Regions from separate parts of the Homo sapiens genome. Here region 2 is linked to region 1. A link is an interaction called in ENCODE POLR2A ChIA-PET data of the cell type or tissue named here. Cell type or tissue: PC-3. All regions are shown on one strand. Links, peaks and the distances in the headings refer to the core of each region. The heading gives the core; the rest is flanking DNA. Region 1 has its middle 450 kb from the start of HINT1. Region 2 has its middle 580 kb from the start of CHSY3-AS1.

Region 1 (10,819 bases), core at 1,562-9,561:
TGAGTTTCTTATTCAGTATGTCTGGGATAAGCCAATAGTTTACAGTTCCAGTAAGATCCCAGGTGATGCTGATGCTCCTGATCTGAGGACATCATTGGAGATCCACTGTTGTTCCCTCATTCTCTCATTTACCACTTCTGCCTTGTTGTGCCCCAGGCTACTACAAACCAACTATCCTGTGCAAACCAGTTCACAGACAGTCTTCTGTCTTCCAGGAGATTTCTCCCTTGTTAGTTTCATGAATCCATAGTTTCCTTTTGCTTCTATAATTTCTCCAAAGTTTATGTTGAGGCATAGAGCCTGCAATTCGTGTTATTTCACCATCTTGGCAAAACCAGAATCCATACCTCTTTAACTGCCTCCTGCCTCCTTGGTTTAATATTTACCCAAAACCTTGGTAATGAGTCACAGGTTTTTCCATATTAAAATGAAATAATATAGAAAAACCTTGTTAAATTGACTATTCTTGTTCTATTAGGTAACAACATAAAGTACACCAATACTGCGAAGTTGTCAACTAAAATCATGTCCAATAATATTTGCCTCTATTTCACTGAGTTCCCTCTGGAAAACCCATTAAAATAAAAGGCCAGCTTGATGTAGAAGGAAGTGGTAAAAGATTGTGAAAAGAAAGCAGGGAAAAGTTTCTAAAAATCAGGGGTTGTGATCCCAAAGCTATAGTTATATGAATTCTAGACCAAGATTTTTCAAATTGTTCAGTTTTCCTTACTTTGGAAATAAAAGTCTTCAGAATCTTGATTATTCAGCAAGATTTTAATTATATATGTAGAGTTTTTAATCTATTGCCATTTATATAAATAACATGTATAATAACTTGTAATAAAATAAAATAATAGTTTATGGCCGATGACTCATCATAAGGAGGGAAATAAAACATTTTTAAATAAAAGAAAAAAGGAATAATAGAAGAAAGAAAAAAATATTTATTAAGTACACTCTACAGTGAGATTGAGATTTTTTTCAAAGGCAAATTATTCCTCTTTACCTGAATCACAAAAAACAATTATACACTTTTTGTCTGTAAGTGCCTATATTTATACTCTTTGCTTTCAGATGGGGTCCTTTAATTGCCCTAAGCACATCTGCAATAGGATGAAGGCAAACTTGTGGATTTGTACTTAAAATAAGAGAAACTAAAGTAAGAAGTTGTTTTAAACTACGAGAAGAAATAAAGCGTACACTCATATGGTATACTTGCAATTACTGATGCAATTTTCCTCTTCTAACCTCTCTCTTCCTACCCCACTATTCCAACATACTGAGGAAGAGAGCACACTCTGATAAAGCCGTGCCCTAGCCAATGTAAAAGATGTGAAATCAACAATGAGGCTTTTACTCTTCAAATTAGGAATAGGTGGGGATAATTTCACAGCTCCTCAGAGGCAGCTCTCAGGAGAACCACAAACACAGAACTCAGTGCCTGAGCCTTGCTGCCTCCAAAGGAAGCCAAGACCCTGTTCTCCCTGAAGAATAGCTATGAAAGATGAGTGCAAAATCACAGTGCTTTAGACTATTTAACAATTTCCTGGTAGCAGAAAATAATTCATAGGCATCTGTAGAGTAACATGAGGTATAACGATTCAATTGCATTTTGATTATGAAGAAATCTACTATGCTGGAATCTGCAGAAATATGAGTCAGTACGTATTGTTTTTGCAGTATTGTTGGCGCTCATAGTTCCTAAGGGAGAGCATTGTTTAAGCTACTCCTTTGCTCATCATGTAAATTATTTCACCTCAGTAGTTCAAGAAAAATGCTAAATTGCTAATTCCTTGATGCAGTTTCAGTAAAAGTTGAATCGTCCCCCTCTGGTTTTGACTGTGATGAAAGTTTTGTTATATACGTCAGAATTGTTTGTCAAGATGTTTCATTGATCAGGAAATGCCTTTGTCTATCCAAAAAGCCTAATGAAAGAGTCTCACAGTGAGCAGCTCTCCTTTTGACAGCATGAGTTTTTACTAGGTATATGGATGCAATCCTCAGCCACAATAGAAAAAAAGACAACTTTAGGAGTGCAGTGAAGTTTGGAAAGCATAAGGATGCCAGAGGAAATCAATGGTATATGTCACTTGCTTCACAACTTTCTATACTCGCCTTCAAATTACAGGGTTCTGTGTCCTTGGAAAGCAGAATTCTTTGTGGACTCATTTCAGAGTTTTCTCTGAATATGAATGCTCCAGTTCCCTATACTGTCACCAAGAGAGATTGACTAGGATGAACCTTCACCTGTATAGTTTGTAAAAACAACAACAAAAATCTCTTCAATATTAACATATACACCAAATAGTACAATGCCTGCACTTAAGATACTACCATTCATTAATCTACAATGTTCTTAATGCTCATGAACAATTTGGAACACAAATAACCTGCCCATTGAGAGAGCAACTGTATATTTTTTTTTCCCAAGGCAGAACATCTGTGAGTAAGGGGGTTAGAATTGGTCCAGAACCTACTCCTCTGCTCCTTTCTGCTGGATAGTCGAAAAGAAGCTGTCTGAAGAAAACCCAGAGAAAAACAATAACAATAGTGATATTCCCTCTGGGCAACACAATCGCATGTTAGTGGAGGATTTCTGAATACACAGTACCTTAATACAAAAGAATTAGAAGTCTTGTGAGAAATCAGTGGGGAAGATAATTTGTGGGTGGGAACAGAGAGTAGAGAGTTGAATTTAGGAGTCGAGGTTGTGCCAGTGGAATGATTGGGGTTATCATCCCACAAAAACCAATGACATACTTGAGCTAGTTCCTTCCGTTCTCTGAGAATTATGTTCCTTGTCTATGGAATGAGGACTGACAAAATTTTCTTTAAGATTTATTGAAGTTTGAATATGGTATGTAAGGAATCTTCTTTTTAAAAACACAACAAAAGATCACTGCAATCACACAGGTTGCCATTTTCTTTCCTACCTTGGTTTTAGGTTATACAGTTGAGGCAACATTTTCGTTAAGAAATCAGACCTCAGAATATGGCCCACCTGTGTTTGAATACTGGTACTTCCACCTACCAGCTGCGTGATCCAGGGAAAGTTGTCTAACAGGTCTAAGCCTCAGTTTCCCCACCTTAAAAATAGAGAGGGCAAGAACTGGCATTGTTGTGAACATTAAATGTTAATCATGTGGTGACCTGCAAAGTACCATGAACATGTGGATATTCATACAGAACATTCCACAAAATCATTGTTTTTTTATCACTACATTTTGCTCTTAGGAATGCTTTTACTCTTAAAGGGGACCAAAGACATTAGCCCAGTCATTTTTACCTTCGGCTTATGCAACAATCCATCCTTTTAAATCTTTTCAGAAGCCTGTAAAATTACCCATTTCAATTTATGTGATTGTTAGTTATAATTACCGATTGTGTCCCATAACCTTTCTCTCCTACCATTGCTTTAGATCTTCATTTCTATCACCTTCACATTTACATTTAAATAAACATAGAGAATCCTATTGACTCTGCCCATTTTGGTGAAACTAGAGAGATCTTTGCTTTTTCAGGCATTCTCCATTTTAAAAATAACTATTATTCAGCAAGCTTTTAATCACTTATTTTCAGGTTTCCAAGATTCTTCATATGCTGCCTAATTTTTCAAAAATTTGAAAAAGAGAAGAAACATTTCTGTAAAAAATAGTTCTTTCACGTAAAAAGAGTAGAAGAAAAATGTCAGAGATAAGGGGAGGGAAAGAATGAAAAGTCTGTGAGCAAGATGTCTGTCTCGTATGTTTGTGAGTCAGAGGAAGAATTGGGAAAAAAAAAAACCTATGGGGAGAGAGAAGGAAACAGATTGGGAGACTAATTTAAAGCAGAATCAACTAAAAGGAAGTTGAAGATTTGAAAAAATAAGACAGCAGCATCAAGAAGAGAAAGTCTGTTGAAAAGAGAAGCAATAAGAAAAACTTGTAGCAATTCATGTATATGACAAATTCAACCCACGTTTAAATAAAAATGCAAAGATTTCAAAAACACCAAAGAAGGATTTAATGAAAGGTTCTCATCACCCACAAATAATAAAGATTTTTTCCCTAACCTTTATTTTATTTATTTATGTTTTTGGACAAAGTGCATTTACTCTCAAATTTCTAAGCCTTATGTTGCTCTCTTGTACCATTTTCTCATTCATTTTACAATTATTCTTAAGGCCAAATAAGTTTTGACATGCAAATTTATGTTCTGTTCTTAAGTATGTTTCCCTCTTCCATCCCAAGAAGGTAGTTGGACTGCCATTCAAATTATCTATAAAAATTATCTAAAGTAGTACACTGAGAAAATATGCTTAGGCTTCTGGGTCTATGTATGTGATATCCTAGACGCCCCCCCAGATGTCATACTCACTGAAAGAAATTAAAGTTCTAGAAAGTAAATATTAATGCATATCAGTTCTTCCCTCAGCTGGCAAGAAACTAATCAATAATCAGAAGCCAAAAAATAAAGTGAAAGAACATTGCATAGGGATAGGTAAGTGTTCACCAACCCACCTGACTTTCACCTGGAGGCATCTGCTGAGCCTGGTGTCCCTGAGTATCTGTTCTGATGTTATGACAGGAACAGTGAGCCAAAGATTAATCCTAGCTCCTACAAGATGCAGAATCGAACAGAAGACTCCATATGCAGTTGGCACTCCAGAAGGCTATATCCCCAGTGCAAGGGTGAACTGGATATAAAAGCACATCAGAGAGGAAATCTGTTTGTCTTGATGGACAGAAAGAACAAAAAGAAATCCCCCTTATAAAGAGAACAGAATCACTGAGCCTCCAAAAGGTTTATAACTCAAGTGCTAAAGGGACTATTAGTAACAAAATAATATATTGGCTGTTATTTTTTAATATCCATTATCTTGACAAAATAAAGGAACCTATGTCCAGATTGTAGCAAAGAGAGGAATACTGAAAGAAAATGTATTTCTTTTATTGAACTTGGAAGAGACTGAATTCAGCAGCAGTATTCCTGTGTGGACAGAACAAAAGGATACAGACAAGAAATGTCCACTTTTGGGGCACCGAAAGGAATTTAATTAATAGCCTCACAAAGACAGAGATTGCAGGTAATTACTCAAGGCCCAACAGACACAGGGATCACTGAAGGAGTCCATGTAATTATTGAAGGAAAAAAAAATGTCCTTTCATGTTCTCTTTGCAGGATGCATGGCACCTGAGCACCATAGAGTCCTCATTCTCTCCTATTCTAACTACCCTAACTCTGATTTAAATAGCATCTCTGAAGTATCTACTCTGAAGCCAGCACTGAGATAAGCAAAGGTAACACAGAAATGAATGAGATATGCTCTGAACCCAGGAGGAGTATAGTCTGGGAGGAGAATGAATGAAGACTGATGCATTAGTTAAGTAACAGAAAAAATGATATGCAACAGATGTCTAGAATGGCAAAGTATGGTGGGAAAACAGGAGGCAGAAAATTAGCTTTGATGGAGACAGACAGTAGTTGTTTCTCAGCTGAATCAGAGGAAGGGGGCCCGAAGAAAAGGAGTAGAAGAGCTTATTTAGTGAGTAAGAATAAAAGAATGGTATTCCAGGAAGGAGTCATGGCATGGGAACAGGAACAAAGACGTGAAAGGACTTTGTGTGTTTACGTAAAGATAAAATGTGCTATAGGGTAAATCATCAGCCAAGTAGCAGCAGGAGCAGCTAGTTTCCCATGCAAGAAGCTGCCGGGCCAGGGGAAGTGGACTCCTCTGGTCAAGTTCTCCTCCACAGCAAGGAGAAAGATGAACCATTGCTGACTTAGGTATAGCAGTGAATCCCTGGGTATTTCTAGATACATTCGCCTGGGAAAACGCTATTAGCTACTAATTTGGGAAACATATGGAGTGGTAATTGGGGTTTGTGATGTGGGAGTACTGAGAAATTCACTTGCTGATAACACAAACACAGAGAGGACACAGGTGATGTCAGACTTATTATAGAAGGTTTTAAATTTGCATATGTATATAAAATGAGTTCTTTTACATCCCAAGAATCTATTAGAGGCCACAAAATGAAGACATGATGCATTCACTCATTTATCCAGAATTTTTAATCACTTACTGTGTATCAATTATAAGTCTAGTGCTGAAGGCATAGCAGTGAGGACAAGATCAATGCTCACATGGCATCCAATTCTACTAGAATCATCAAAAATTGATGAGTCTTGATGTAATTAGCTGCAGCAATTAAACAGATATGGTTCAAATGACATTGCAAACATGATGTGCATCAAGATAACCTGGATAGTTTTTTTTTAACAGAGCCTAGCTCCAGTCACTATCCATCTTGTGCTTTTTAAGAAGTTTCTCCGGGGAACTTTGATATGTAGTCAGGTTCAAGAAACAGTCACATAGATCATTGCTTCTCAAACCATCTGTGGTGAAAGTCCAAGGTGTTTTTTTTTCATGTTTGTCTTTTTTTAATTTCTGATCTATAGTAGACCAATATATTATAAAATACAATAAGAAGTTATGAGAGATTCTGCTTGGATATCTCAGTAAAGTCAAATTGCTCCAAAAGTTCCTAATTGTTTACCCTCAATTCCTGTACCTCCCTAATTGTGGTGGGCAGGTATCAGTTTGCATAGCAGCTCCAGAACATTTTGAGTAGTACTGGTCTAAATTACAAGTGGTTTTGAAATTCATAAAGGAACGTCAATGTTGTTTTGTGACCCAGGAAGACAGCACAAAGAAGGTAGAGGTAAGAGGGAGAAAAACCACTCAAGGAAGAATAGCATTCACAAAGACACAGAGAAAACCCTACTTCTTAGGGTAGTTGTCATCAACTATGCAGTAAATGTTTGTGTATGGTATTATCTTAGCAACTATAGAAATTAAACAAGTGAATCCTCATTTCTGAGAGACTGGTTGTCTAAGTCAGTGAAACAACTAAACACAGCTCATGTTGGTACAAAGTAATTTTTATATTTACAAAATATTACAGACATGTACCCATATATACATTCAGATATGCATATCTTTAATATTTTATATTTTATATAGATGAAGAGAACACATATATTATACATACCTGTGTACACACATACATGTTCACTTGTGTGTCTTTTCCAGTGTATTGTATCCAGGACTAATTACTATTGATTTTACACAACCATTCCAATACCCTCTTCTACAGGATTCTTTGTAGACAGTAAGGAGTGAGATATAGGAAAGGTAGTTTAGAAGTGGTCTATAGTAAACCTTTATTTGTTTATTTGTTTTAGCATAGTGATTTATCTTACCTAAAGGGATGTTCACCTCAAAAAAATCCCTTTGTAAGTCATTTGGCATTGTATAAACATCTCAGTGGCCCATGCCATAAAACAACACATCAAGGATGTATTTTATTACTTCATTCAGCAAGCAGCTTAAATATTAATTCTGTTTACTGTAGGAACTTAAAAAAACAATTCAGCTGCAGCCAAAGGTCACAGTAAGAGGCAGTGAGATGTCAACTGAGGGACTCACTGCTGTCTCTACTCCCCATCCCAAACTCTCCTCATTTATCCTGAAAAATGGGCAACCCGAAATGTAAATGCAGATGTAGTGTTCTTCCTATAGGTCACCTGATGACATCCCCAAAACTACCTTGTTGTAAATTTAGAATTTCTACTGATTAAAGTCAAACCCCATAGAGAATACTCCAAATAGGGAAAATTTAGATAAGAAAGATTAGTTTAACTCTTCTAGGAAGTAAAATTTTTATTCCTTTTTTTAGATTTCATTTACCCTATTTTGTGAATGAAAGGCAAAAATTCTTCCATGTCAATAAAAAAATGATTTGAATCTAAATTCTCTGATACTGCAATAGATATGCAACAATCTCTTAAATATTTTCCTCTTGGTTATAGAAAGATGTTCATTTCAAAATCTTCAAATGTGTTACTTTTATCTGTAAACAATTTATATCATAGTATTCAAACAGGGTTTAGCATTCTTAGAATTACATAACAGAAAACAGTGCTATGCAACTTCAATGATAATATTTTAGATGCCCTTATGGGGAATTTGTGAATAGTTAAGTGGGAGGTCTATATTTCTTACAGAAGTAAAGGAGGTCTGGAGAAGAAAATAATTAGCAATAATACAAGCACTGTTTGTCGGATATGGAGACAAAAGCATGACAGAGAGATTCACTCAGTTTGCAAAATCAAGGAAAACAGGCAGGAAATGCTTCACTACCTGTCTGTTTCTTTCTGTGTGAAAGTAGTGAGAAAATGTATTTTTTTCTGAAAGATTATTTTAAAAACCTGAAGTGTCACTTGTAGCAAGTTTCCAGCTGAGGTAGATGGTCTTATCTGTCTTTTACTAAATTAGGAAGCAGTGATTTTTTTTTCATAAGCCTTTTCTCATATGTAACAGCTAAACTTAAACCTTTGTTAAGCAAAAGTTAAGGAAGCTTCTTGACTTTATTATATTGTTTTGTTCTACTCCTGCATTGCTTCATTGCTTTGAGAAGACTGAATTTTCATTCATTCTTTTACCATTATAAGTGTCTCATGGGTAGAGATTCGTTTCTGAAAGCCATAAAAAATTCATCCGATTCATAATGGAAGAACTGGTTGTGAATTACATTACCAGAGCTGTTCTTGATATGACTGTCCATTAAAATAAAACAGAATAGTTAAGAAACTCCCATTAAATCATAAAATAAATTTTTAAAGTTACCAATCTGAAGGACTGACTTTATTACTGTGTCAATCGATATGCCTAAGCAATAGGTCTATTCTTCTAAATCCTGAATAAATAACCCATTATAAAATTGTGATAAAATGGGTTTCAGCCACAAAGAGTAGCCACTAAGTAATACCCAAAACCAATTGAATGCATGAAAGGTTTAAATTTAAAAATTTAAGAACACTGAACAAAACATTTTATACTTTCTTCTACAAAATAAGCTGAAAAGTCGTCTCTAAAGTCTCCACACATCATGTCACAAACCATAGTATTATTACAGATAAAAATGGCAATAGAAGGATCCTTCAAACATCCAACAAATTAAAAATTATTTTTACTTTGTTCTGAATGGAATCTTAGATATGGAGCTTTATTTACACTGAATCCTAAGGAAGCTTCCAAAGGAACTGACCACAGAAGCTCCAAATTTCTACCTGAGAAGGGTTTAGTGGTCAATATGTGGTTGGAAGAGGTCTTTGAAGTTGAGCTTGCAAAGTACTCTACATAAGATCAAGAGTTCATGACTTGTCCACATCAAAGGGGAGGGAATGAATGATGGAGGGGAGAGGAGTCAGAAAAATAGAGGTGATACAGAAGGAAACTGAAAACAAAGCAGGAAAGGGAGCAGTAACAGTCTCCACACATTCCCGCTTTGGTTCCACACAAATTATGTGGAGATATACTTTCAGCATTAATCATTAAGGAGAAACTGGTCTAGTTAACCTTATTAAACTCCTTATTAAACCTCTTAAAAATAACTGCCTCCCACCTGCAAAGAAGAAATCATCAGACCCAGTGGACCTGTCCTGGACTTGAATTCTGTTTCTCCACTGATTAATTGCACGACTTGGAGCAAGTTTTTTAGTCTCTCTCAGATTTTTTTCTTCATCTTTAATTGGAGATATTAATGATCAGCCCCTAGAATGCTGCCTGGAACATAATAAGCACTCAATAAATTAATGGATGATGGAATGAATGCTTACCTTGCATAGGTGATACAAGACCAAAATAAGAGACTGTATGCAAAAGGTCTGACATCCAGTAGGGATGCAAAGGTTAATTTTCTTCACATTTCACTCCTCCCACCATCATCACAATCTCCCTCCTATTCCTTAATAAATCAAAGAAAAATAAGCCAATTGTTTAAGGCAAATCTCTACTTGGTTATTTTCTAAATCCCAGAGAAGCTGCAAATGGGGGAGATAAGAAGAGAAGAGACAGCGATAGGAAATCAAGAGGTTCCTTCCTTTTCCTCCTTAAGTATCTTCCAGTAAAAGTGAGGCATAGTGGCTCATACCTATAATCCCAGCATTTTGGGAGGCTGAGGAGGGAGGGTCACTTGAGGCCAGGAGTTCAAGACTAGCCTGGGCAACATAGCGAGACCCCATCTCTACAAAAAAGTTAAATTTGCCAGGTGCAGTGGTGCATACCAGTTTAGTCCTAGCTACTGGGGAAGCTGAGGCAGGAGTTTGAGGCTGCAGTGAGCTAGGATCATACCACTGTACTCTAAACTGGGTGACAAAGCAAGACCCTATCTAAAAACAAAAAAGAAGTGAGCAAGTGTAGCCACAGGCAGAGCTGTCATCAGAAGTTTCCTCAGAGCATAGCTTGCCCAATCTCTGGTGATCTCTTTTGCCCAACATTGACCAGAGGTTTGGATCCAGGCTCTAGCCATACCAAGGCACAGGTAGGCATGTGCAATGACCCGTGATGAGCCTATGACTTTGCTGGTAGGGCCTGGACATGGGTGGCAGTGGTCAACTCCTAGCCCTAGCCTTTCTTTCTCCAGTCTTTCTCAAGGGTAATACCTCATAGGACCTTCAGACCCTAAAAAGTGCATTCACAGATGACTCATGCCTCACCACAACACTTAAAATCACAGGAATATTCCTGGCCCCATGTGACATTGAGGCAGACAGAGTCAGCTGGGAAAGCATAACTGCACCCTGGTATGATCCCTGAGGCTCGGCCCTGATACATATTGGACTTGCTGAGGTCCTGAAAACCCTGTTTTGAAATGCACCATTACGTATTAGAGTATTTTGGCATTATCACCAGCTTTGTCCTTTTTACTGCAGCAAAATTGAGTAAACCAGGAATAAAGACTATTTTAATGCATTGGTAACTCATGTTCTTCAC
Region 2 (10,819 bases), core at 909-8,908, 230 kb before region 1:
TAGGGCAGGCCATGGCCCCAGTGAGGCACTGTAAGTGGTTCTCAAGCCACTTGGGTAATATTCCAGAGGGGAGTATAACTGCCTCTGCTGCACAGAGAGTTTGCAAAGGGAATGGGGAGTAGCAGGCAGCGGTAAGCCTCGCCCAGCTCCCACGCAGTTCGTGAGGCTGGTCACACTCCTGCAGTGCTCTGTTAAAAGTGCTGGGTTTAGATCCAGGCAGTCTGTGCACAGAACTCAAACCTTCCCCAGGCCATAAGCTTCCCTGCAGAGATAGCAATCACAGCTTTCAAGCATGACCCATCTGCCCACAATGCTCGGTGTCCAGCTCCTGCACTTGTGTCTGAAGCGCACTTCCTACTCCCCCCACCAGGTTGTGTTCAGAGGAGTTCATCCCCACTTGGGATTATGGGATTATATCACAAAATTCAGTTGGAAGCTTCTTTCACACTATGACCCCTCCCTCCCTTGAGCTGGAAGGAGTCCCAGGGTGAGTTGCTCTGCTCCCTAAATCCGTTCCTGCTCTGGGTACAGTTAAGGTCTTCTCCCATGGCCTGAAGCTTCAGAATCCCCACTGAACATATGTGCTTGCAGGCAGGCTCTCCCCACCTCACACTCTAAGAACTTCCTGTTTTTCACCTGTCTCATGGAGTAAGCTGCAGCCTGCCATTTCTTTTATACGGTCTGTGGATTCTTTTGGTTTTCCTGTTAAGCTCCTGTGTTGGTTCTTGGAAAAAATATTCACAGTGTGAATCTCTACCCACTATTCTGTCCTTCCAAATGGGAGAGGCACACTAACACTGTCTCCAATCTGCCATCTTTAAAAAGAACTTTATAATGGTATTTTAACTACCCTAAAAATCCTCTGTGCTCATTATATTCATCCCTCCCTCTCCCTACACCCTGGCAACCACTGATCTTTTTACTGTCTCCATAGTTTTGCCTTTTCCAAAATGTCATATAGTTAATATGCAGCCTTCCACATTGGTTTCTTTCACTTAGAAATATACATTTAAATTTCCTCCATGTTTTTTCATGGCTTAATCGCTCAACTTTTTAGCACTGAATAATATTCTGTTGTCTGAATGTATCATAGTTGATTTATCCATTCATCTACCAAGGGACGTCTTGAAGATTTCCAATTTTTGCCAATTACAGATAAAGCTGCTATAAACATCTGTGCACAGGTTTTTTGTGTGGACATAAGTTTTCAAGTCCTTTAGGTAAGTATCAAAGAGTGTGAATTCTGGATTATATAATAAGAGCATATTTAGTTTTGTAAGAGTCTGTCATGTGATATGGAACATCTTTTCATATGTGAACATTCAATTTGAAAAGCTAAAAAGGTTGGGAAATTTTTCAAAATTAAAAACTATTAGCAATGAATGATGCTCAAATAGTGAATATTTCTATATCAATTGCATTGTACTTTAATATTTATTCAAAATAAAGATAGATCCAATACATTTTTATAATTAATCTATATTACAGTTTATAACACCTTTATAGTGCATAATCTTTATATTTATAAAGCTTGTTACCTAAATGTAATTTTAATAATCATAGGGATGTAAAATGATACAACCTGTTTGGAAAACAGTTTGGAAGGTACCCTAGAGAAATGAAAGCATATGTTTATACAAAGACTTGTACATAAGCGTTCATAGCAGCTATATTTGTAATAATCAAAAGTGCATGAAATTCAAATGTTCATAAACATTTAAATGGATAAACAAACTGTGGCATATCCAGATACACTATTCAGTAATTAAAACTAATGAGCTATTAATATATGCTACAAACTGGGATGGATTTCCAAATAATTATGCTCAGTGAAAGAAGCCTGACACACACTGTCCCCCACCAAGAAAAGAGTACCCACTGTATGACTCTATTTATACAAATTCTAGGGAGTGCAATTTAAGGTACAGTGACAGAAAGCAAATCAGTGTTTGCCTAGGGATAGGAATGAGAGTAAGAGAAGATTACAGAGGTGTACAAGGAAACTTTTAGGGATGACGGATATGTTCGTTATCTTGATTATGGTGGTGATGTCACAGATCTATGCAGATGTCACAACTTATTAGATTGTACACTTTAAGTATTCTGTCAATTATTCTACTTAAAAAAAAAAACCTTTCCCAAACCACATTATCTATATTCCTTTTGTCTTTCTGGAGCATAATCTGAATATCTGAAACAAATATGTTATTTTCCTTCGCTTAATATTATTCTAGACAGTCTCAATGTACATATCACAAGGAGTAAATATTGCTTTGTGTAAAGAATAAGAACACTTTAATATGCTAAACAATTTTAATCTTTATTACATTATCTATCAACTAATCTTAACACAGATTCTGCCCGATTCTTAACATGCAATTTATAGACCAGATGGATATGGAAAACAAGTATAATATTTTCCATGGAAATTTAACCCATTCTAATGACTCACTATGGAGAACAGGTGAGACAAGATGTCTCGTCATCCAAGATGCTCTGACCTCATACAACAGCTGCCTTTTTGATAAACTAGTTGGCCTTTCTACTGTTTCTTATCAAAGAGCAGCAATGTCCTTCAGTCCTCCTCCTGAGCTCATTTCAAGTGCAACTGAATAGAAAGTAATGATGTTGAGAAAACAGGACTCCAAGAAGGTCATTCCAGTTCTACCACGAATTGGCAGTCTCTTGGTGAAAGTCCTTTAATATTTATGAGTCTTGTTTTCCATATATTATGGTAAAATAAGGATAATCATACCTACTCCATACAACTTTACTGGTTTGAGTTCAATGAAGGTACAGAAATATTAAAGTCTTTTTTCAGAGTTCATTCTCTTTCCTACAACACTACAAAGTGCTAGGCCATGCTGTACTATTTCTGGTAAACTTACCATGGGTCTATTATTACTCTCTTGCATTATAACTTATTTTCTCCCTTCACAAGTAATTGTTTCACACGTTTAGATACTATATTCTCTGTAATTTTTCCTTTAAAAACAACATATACTTCCAGAAGCCCCTACTAGCACTGCTGTACAGTTGTATTAAAGTCTAAGACCCAGAAAGCCTATAATTCTGCTCCTATTTTTCAGTTTCCCAGGTTTTCCCTTGGATGCCTTGGTGCTATTCAAGTACAACATATCATGCATACTTTTTAAAACCAAAGTATTATTCTTTATACCACTAGGTCAGTTCATTAAACATAATTTCCAATTACCCACACTTAGCACCTCAGCACTAAGTATTGCACTATGCCCAAACAAGAGCCTCAATAAATAACTATTGGTTTTGTGCACTCGCTCTCCCTGTTGAGTATCTCAGCATGGCTCAAAACACCACATAACTTTGGATGTAGCTAAAATGATGTCTACGGAAAGCTAAGAGTGAAAATCAAGAATGTCAATGACCACAGGTTATGTTTATGGGACAGTCTCCATCAATGCTGAAATGTTGTGGCAGACTAGGTATTTTACAGAGCTTGTGGGTACAGTTGCATAGTGTTATAATCCCAGATAATGTTTACCAACTACAACTGAGTATTAAGCAGGTGACCCTCGTCATCATAGAGTCCCAATAGTGATCACAGAGTAAATGATAAATAGACGAGTTTGAGAGCAAAATTGAGAGATTTGGAGAGGTTTTCAGCTACAGCAATGGAAAAGAGGAAACTGAAGAGAGAGGGTAAGTTTCTTAGAACACAGTAGGCTGGGCGCAGTGGCTTATGCCTGTAATCCCTGCACTTTGGGAGGCCAAGGCAGGCGGATCATGAGGTCAGGAGATTGAGACCATCCTGGCTAACACGGTGAAACCCCGTCTCTACTAAAAACACAAAAAATTAGCTGGGCGTGGTGGCGGGCACCTGTAGTCTCAGCTACTTGGGAGGCTGAGGCAGGAGAATGGTGTGAACCTGGGAGGCAGAGCTTGAAGTGAGCCGAGATCGCGCCACTGCACTCCAGCCTGGGCGACAGAACGAGGCTCCATCTCAAAAAAAAAAAAAAAAAAAAAAAGAACACAGTAACAGCAGGAACATAGTTGAGGACTCTGTTAATCTGGCAGGCTGCATAAATTTGCTAGCCCAAATGATTTTAAGGCTATTTGTAAAGCTGGCTTTAATGTACCTTAATAGGGATTCATTAAGGAAATGGCTTGTTACTATTCATGTGTTTAATGATGATGGCATATTTCCTTAACTAAACACACAATTGATTGCTTTAAATATACAGCTCTCCAAGGCTATTTCTATACTTTGTTGCATAAGATAAGCTTACTTAATAGAAATGTTTCTATTCACTGGGAAGAGATGTCATTTAACCACCTCTGGTTTAAAAATAAAAAGAGAGAGCACACACTAAGTGTAAAAACAATGATTTTCTTATTAAAACTATGATTTTTTTTGGTGTCTTTATATTTCATTTTGGTTACTTAATTGACACATGTCAATGCATAAAATGAATTATGGACAAGGGAAATGTTCAGAGATTTATGGCTAACATATTTTTTCTACATTGTAATTTTCTCCTTCTTGCCTTTATTATTGTGACTATCTCTATTAGCATGACCATCTTAGTTTAATTATTTTTATTATGCTACTGTGAAAGCAGTTTAGTGATGGTTTTAGTCCTGGTGACTCCATCAATAAGCCTGCAATAAGTAGTGCACATTTAGCATATTAACATCCTTGATGTATCTGGAATGTATCTGGAACTATCTCCCACATCCCATATTTGCTTGTTCAAGAAAAGTCAATGCCAAAGAAAGGCACTGTCATGGAGTAAAAGAAACCTAGGTTAAGATTAAAAAGATATCGATTCTACTTCTGCTATCTGAATAAGCTTGAGAAATCATTAAATACTATAGAAGCCTAAGGTTCCCTACCAGTAATGCAGAGATAACACTTTCACTATCTCACAGAGTTGTTGTGAGAATAAGATACATTCATTTCACCAAGTACTTATTCTCCTATGCTTACCATAAAGTCTGGCATTCAGTATGGCATAGAAGATATATAATATAAATAAAAAGATGTATTATGGCATCATATTAGACCACTACTTTCCTCTAGGCATAAATTATGTCACCTAGGGATCTGGTAGTCATATTAATTCTTTCTGGTAGTAAAGGACATTCAAGTTTGCGAATCTACAGCTCCTTTGTTGTCCCTATAGGACAAAAGAAGGTTGAAAGATAAAATAAGGAAGAAAACACCAGACAAGTATAAACAAAGCAAAACAAAACAAAAAACTGATGTAGCAACATTAACATAAAGAAAGCTCATTTTATTTATTTATTATCACTTTTTTATCATGTTGTACACCTTAAGTCTAGACAATAAAAAAATTACATATGTATATATATGTGATTACATATGTATGTAATCATATATATTACTACAATCAAACAAATTGATTGATCATTTTCCATAGTTATCCTTTTTTGTGATAAGAGCTCCTAAAATCGACTCTCCTAGCAAATTTTCAGTAGACACTACAATATTTTAACAATACTCCTTGCACTATACATTATGTCACTAGATTTATTCGTTCTACCTAACTGTAAAATTGTACCTTATTTCTCTCCATTTCCTTTCCCTTTTTGCCACTGTTAACCACCATTCTACTCTCTGTTTCTATTTATTTCACTTTTTGGTTTTTTTAGATTCCACATATAAGTGAGATCAGACAGTATTTTTCTCTCTGTGGCTGGCTTATTTCACTTAGCATAAAGTCCTCCCATTCCATCCATGCTTTTGCAAATGGCAGGATTTTCTTCTTTTTTTAAGACTGAATAATAATTCTTTTTTATATACACCACATTTTCTTTATCCATTCATCTGTTGATGAACACTTAGGTTGTTTCCATATCTTGGCCATTATGAGTAATGCACATTAAAAGGCAAAAATGCAACTAGAAATTAAGTATCACCATAAAATTTTAGAAGGTATAATTCAATCTTCTAAAGATATGATCATGTTAAATTGATCAAGACATACAAAACAGATATAAGGAGAAATAAACAAATCCACCATTTGATATTTGCTGAGAAATTTTAAATACATTTATCTTGGTCATTGATAGATGAAGGAGACAAAATAATCAGTAAGTACACAGAAGATTTGAAAATAGCTAGACAGGTGTATGGAACTACGTGCTGAAAAATTAGAAAATAAAGATTATTTTCAAGTACATATGGAACATATAGAAAAATTGCCTAAATATTAAGTAATGGCTGGGTACGGTGGCTCACGCCTGTAACCTCAGCACTTTGGGAGGCTGAGGCAGGCGGATCGTGAGGTCAGGAGTTCGTGACCAGCCTGACTGACATGGTGAAACCTCGTCTCTACTAAAAATACAAAAATTAGCCAGGCGTGGTGGCGCATGCCTGTAGTCCCAGCTACCCGGGAGGCTGAGGCAGGAGAAGTGCCGGGAGGCGGAGGTTGTAGTGAGCCGAGATGGCGGCACTTCACTCTAGCCTGGGTGACACAGCGAGGCTCCATCTCAAAAAAGGAAAAACAAATGAAGTCATAAGTGAAGTGATGCTTTCAAAGAAGCTGTATTATTGATTGCATTGTTTTGCAACAACAAATTAAGATATAAATTGATAACAAAATGAGTTATCCTACACATACTTTGAAAGGTAAAGTGCCAAATAAGTCCTATGTCAAAGAAAAACCATAAAATACATTTAAGTTTAAAAGAATCTTTAAAATATGTGAGAATGTCAGTATTATATTGAGTATATATTATATGTCAGGCAGTGCTCTAGGACAGGTGACCAAAATAGAGAAGCTTCCTGCTGTCATGAAAGTTTACATTTTTCTGGGGAGGGGTAAACAATAAATTAGATGCCAGAAGTAGTCAATATTAAGCAGATAAATAAAACTTGAAAAATAGACAGGGAGTGCTAGGGGAGAGTAAGAGAAAAAAATGTTCAATTTTAAATGGAATGGTTAGAGAAAATACCACTGAGAAGATAATACTGAAGCAAAGACTTACAGAAGAAGGAGCCAGCCATGCAGAAGTGTTTAAGGGAACAGCCAGTGTTTGAAATACGCGTGTGTGGGGGTGTATCTGTAGATTTTATTTCTGATTTAAATCAGATTCTCCTAAATGCAGGATAAAACTGCAATAAAGAAAGTTAATTCCTACAACATATCATATTCATTTAATTTGAAAATATTTTATAGACATAAGTCATTCACCTTTCTTCTCTTTAGCAGTCTATGGATGATTTAGCTTATTAAAATGGAATTTTTATGCATTTCCTATGATGCCATTTCATCACTTTGCTATTTCTAAAATAGAATATTCCATTTACTGTACATTTGGGCTAATATTGACTAGGGATATAAAGTAGCAATTGCCTGGCCAGTTGCCAAGGTAAAAACATATTTATAAAAGCAATTCAGGGATGTACTTGATGTTAAGGGTTTTAACAATTTTTCATTACTACCATTATCTTCTTAATACAAATTGTAAGAGACAAGTAAACTGCCTCTTTTGCATTTCATGAATGCTCTGCCTATGCAATCTTGCAAGTTCTAAGTAATTCTACCCTTGGAAAAAAATGCCACGTACAAAGATACAGTTCTCCAAAATTGGCTACTTTGATCCTTAATCTACTAGATTTTTAACACTCCAGACAGAATTTTAATATCCACTAGTCTCTGTTTAAATATTGCAATGAAATTCAAGGTTATATATAAAATGTAAATGAATGCTGGTGGTTTAGAAGAAAATTGTATAGGGTTGGTGTCTGTGTTAAAAGCAGCTTTTTAAATCAACAGATTTGCCAATGTATGATTATTGCTACTTGAAAACAAATTAAGACTGTAGATTTTGGCATCAGATAACTGAATCCTGAAACTACCACTAATAAGGGTTGTTATCTTACACAAGTTATTTGACTTCTCTTAAATTTGGCTTATTCCTCTGTAAAATTGGCATAATAGTAACTACTATCAAACATAATTGTGAAGGGCAGAGAAAGATGATGGACTAGAAGCCTACACCATTCATTCCCCCTGCAGGAACACTAAATTTTAGCAACTACACTCAAAAAGCACCATTACAAGAACTAAAAATCAGGAGAGTAATCACAGTACCTGGTTTTAACTTCATGTCATTGAAAGAGTCATTGGAGAGGGCAGGAAAGACAGTCTTAAAGCACAGCTGCCACCCAACCCCCATCTCCTGGCAGAGGCAATGCCAGTGGAGATTCTCTGTGCTTGGGACAGGGAGAGCACAGCATTTGTGAGGCTTTACATTGAACTCAGTGCTGTCCTGTCCCAGTGAAAAGCAGAACTAGGCTGTATTCCACTGACATCCAACCACAGAAGGAGCATTTGGGCCAGCCCTAGACAGAGAGGAATTGCTCATCCAAGCAATTGGAGCTTGACTTCCTGCAAGCCTCGCCATTGTGGGCCAGAGTGCTTTGGGACCCTAAGTGAACTTGAGGGGCAGTCTAGGCCACAAGGACTGCAATTCCTTGGCAAGCCCTAGTGCTGGACACACAGCCAGTGGACTGGGGTGACATGTGACCTATGGAGACCCCAGCTGAGGCAGCAAAGGTGTGCCTGTCCACCCTACCCCCTAACCCTCCAACCCCTCACAGCAGTTGCTCAGTGGGGAGAAATTTTTGCACTTGGGAGATGGATAGGCAGTGACTGGGGGATTTTATATTGAATTAAGTGCTGCCCTGTCACAGCAAAGACCTGGCAGAATTTATCAACTGCTGAATAAAGAGTCCCTTGGCTCTGAATAACCAACAGTGATACCCAGGTAATATGTCATGGGCATTGGGCTCTGAGACATACTGGCTTCAGGTATGACCCAGAACATTCCAAGCTGTGGTGGCTATGGTGAAAGATTCCTATTTGAGAAAAGCAGTGGGAAAAGTGAAGGGGGCTCTGTCTTGTACCTTAGGTACCAGCTCAGCAACAGTGGGGTAGAGCACAGTGGGATACAGCAGACTCTTGGGGTTTTTTATTCCGGATCTAGGCTCTTGGTCAGCATTTTTAGATCTTCCCTGGCCCAAAGGGTGAGTCCCCAGCCTGGAAGCATTCATCACAAGCTATCTTCAGACAGACTTGGTCTTTAAGTAAACATTGGTGGTGACCTGGCAGAACCCCCCATGGGCTGGTAGTGGTGACGGCCACAGGGAGAAGTTCTTCTGCATGCAGAAAGGGGAAGGAAAAGTGCAAAGGACTTTGTCTTGTGGTTCAAGTGCCAGCTTAGCTCCAGTAGACTAGAACACTAGGTAAATTTCTGAGGTTTTAGATTTTAATCTCCAGCTTCTAGAAAGCATCTCTAGACCCACCCAGGGCCTAGGGAAACTTGCTGCCATGAAGGGAGAAACACAAACCTGACCCACCCAAGGCCTAGAGAAACTTGACGCCACGAAGGGAGAAACACAAACCTGGCTGGTTGTACCACTTGTTTATCATAGAGCCCTAGGGCCTTGAATGAACTTAGGTGGTAGTCAGGTAGTGGTTACAGTGGGCCTTCAGTGAGACACTGTTGTGCTGGCTTCAGGACTGACCCAGCATAGTCACAGTAGTCGTGGCCAAGGGATACTAGTGTCACCCACCCCCAGCTCTAGGCAGCTCAGCACAGAGAGACTCCATTTCTTAGGAGAAAGTAAAGGAAGAGAACAAGAGTCTCTGCTTGGTAATCCAGAGAATTCTTCCAGATCTTATCCAAGAACACCAACGTAGTACCTTTATGAGTCTACAAGAACTGCATTATTGGGTTCAGGGCCCAAGTTCCTGTGAATACCTGGAAAGCCTTCCCAAGAAGAATGGGCGTGAATAAGCTCAAACCCAGAGTTTTATTGTAATCTCCCAAGGTTACAATAAAGGCCTAACTCTTCAATCCCCAGATGTAGACAAACATCTACAAGCATTAAGGTCATCCACAAAAACATGGCCTCACCAAATGAATAAAGCATCAGGGACCAGTCCTGGAGAAACACAGATATGTGGCCTTTCAGACAGAGAATTCAAAATAGCTCTCAAGGGGAAATTCAAAACACAGAGGAGGAATTCAGAATTCTATCAGATAATGTTTTTAAAATAGATTGAAATAATGAAAAAGAATCAAGTAGAAATTCTGGAGGTGGAAAATGCAATTGACATGCTGAAGAATGCATTAGAGTCTCTTCATAGCAGAATTGATCAAGCAGAAGAGAGAATTAGTGAGCTTAAAGATAGGCTATTTGAAAATATACAGTCAGAGGAGACAAAGGAAAAAGAAGAAAGAAAGAATGAAGCATGCCTACAAGACCTGGAAAATAGCCTCAGAAGGGTAAATCTCAGTTATTGAACCTAAAGAGGAGGTAGAGAATGAGATAGGGGTAGAAAGTTTATTCAAAGGGATAACAGAACTTCCCAAACCAAAAAAATGCATCAATATCCAAGTACAAGAAGGTTATAGAACCCCTGGCAGATTTAACCCAAAGAAGACTATTTTAAGACATTGAATATTAAAAACCCCAAAGGTGAAGGATAGACAAAGGATCTTAAAAGCAGCAAGAGAAAATAAGCAAATAACACAATGGAGCTCCAATACACCTGGCAGCAGACTTTTCAATGGAAACCTTACAGGTCAGGAGAGAGTGGCATAATATATTTAAAGTGCTAAAAGAAAAAAAATTTACCATAGAATAGTGTCTTCAGCAAAAATATCCTTTCAGAAAAGCATGAAGGAGTAAAAAGACTTTTCTAGACAAACAAAAGCTGAGGAATTTTATCAACACTAAACCTGTCCTATGAGAAATGCTAAAAGGAGTTCTTCAATATGAAAGAAAAGGTCATAAATGAGTAAT

The links. ChIA-PET counts read pairs that join two places held together with the same protein. Peaks named below come from ENCODE experiments on the same cell type or tissue, not always from the same donor. Only the 100,000 strongest peaks of a DNase experiment are listed, where the experiment ranks them.
Region 2: POLR2A ChIA-PET joins it to region 1 with 8 read pairs; 2 of 35 experiments call an interaction of 5 or more read pairs at or near these places.

The regions. Positions count from the first base shown.
Region 1 is chr5:130,705,194-130,716,012 of GRCh38, forward strand. No RefSeq gene overlaps it. Among named protein-coding and RNA genes, the nearest start is that of HINT1, 450 kb to the right of the region's middle. In PC-3, for the core only: no CTCF peak of the experiment used is centred there; a DNase peak (open chromatin) is centred at 5,558; H3K27ac peaks cover 7,716 bases.
Region 2 is chr5:130,479,266-130,490,084 of GRCh38, forward strand. No RefSeq gene overlaps it. Among named protein-coding and RNA genes, the nearest start is that of CHSY3-AS1, 580 kb to the left of the region's middle. In PC-3, for the core only: no CTCF peak of the experiment used is centred there; no DNase peak of the experiment used is centred there; H3K27ac peaks cover 1,334 bases.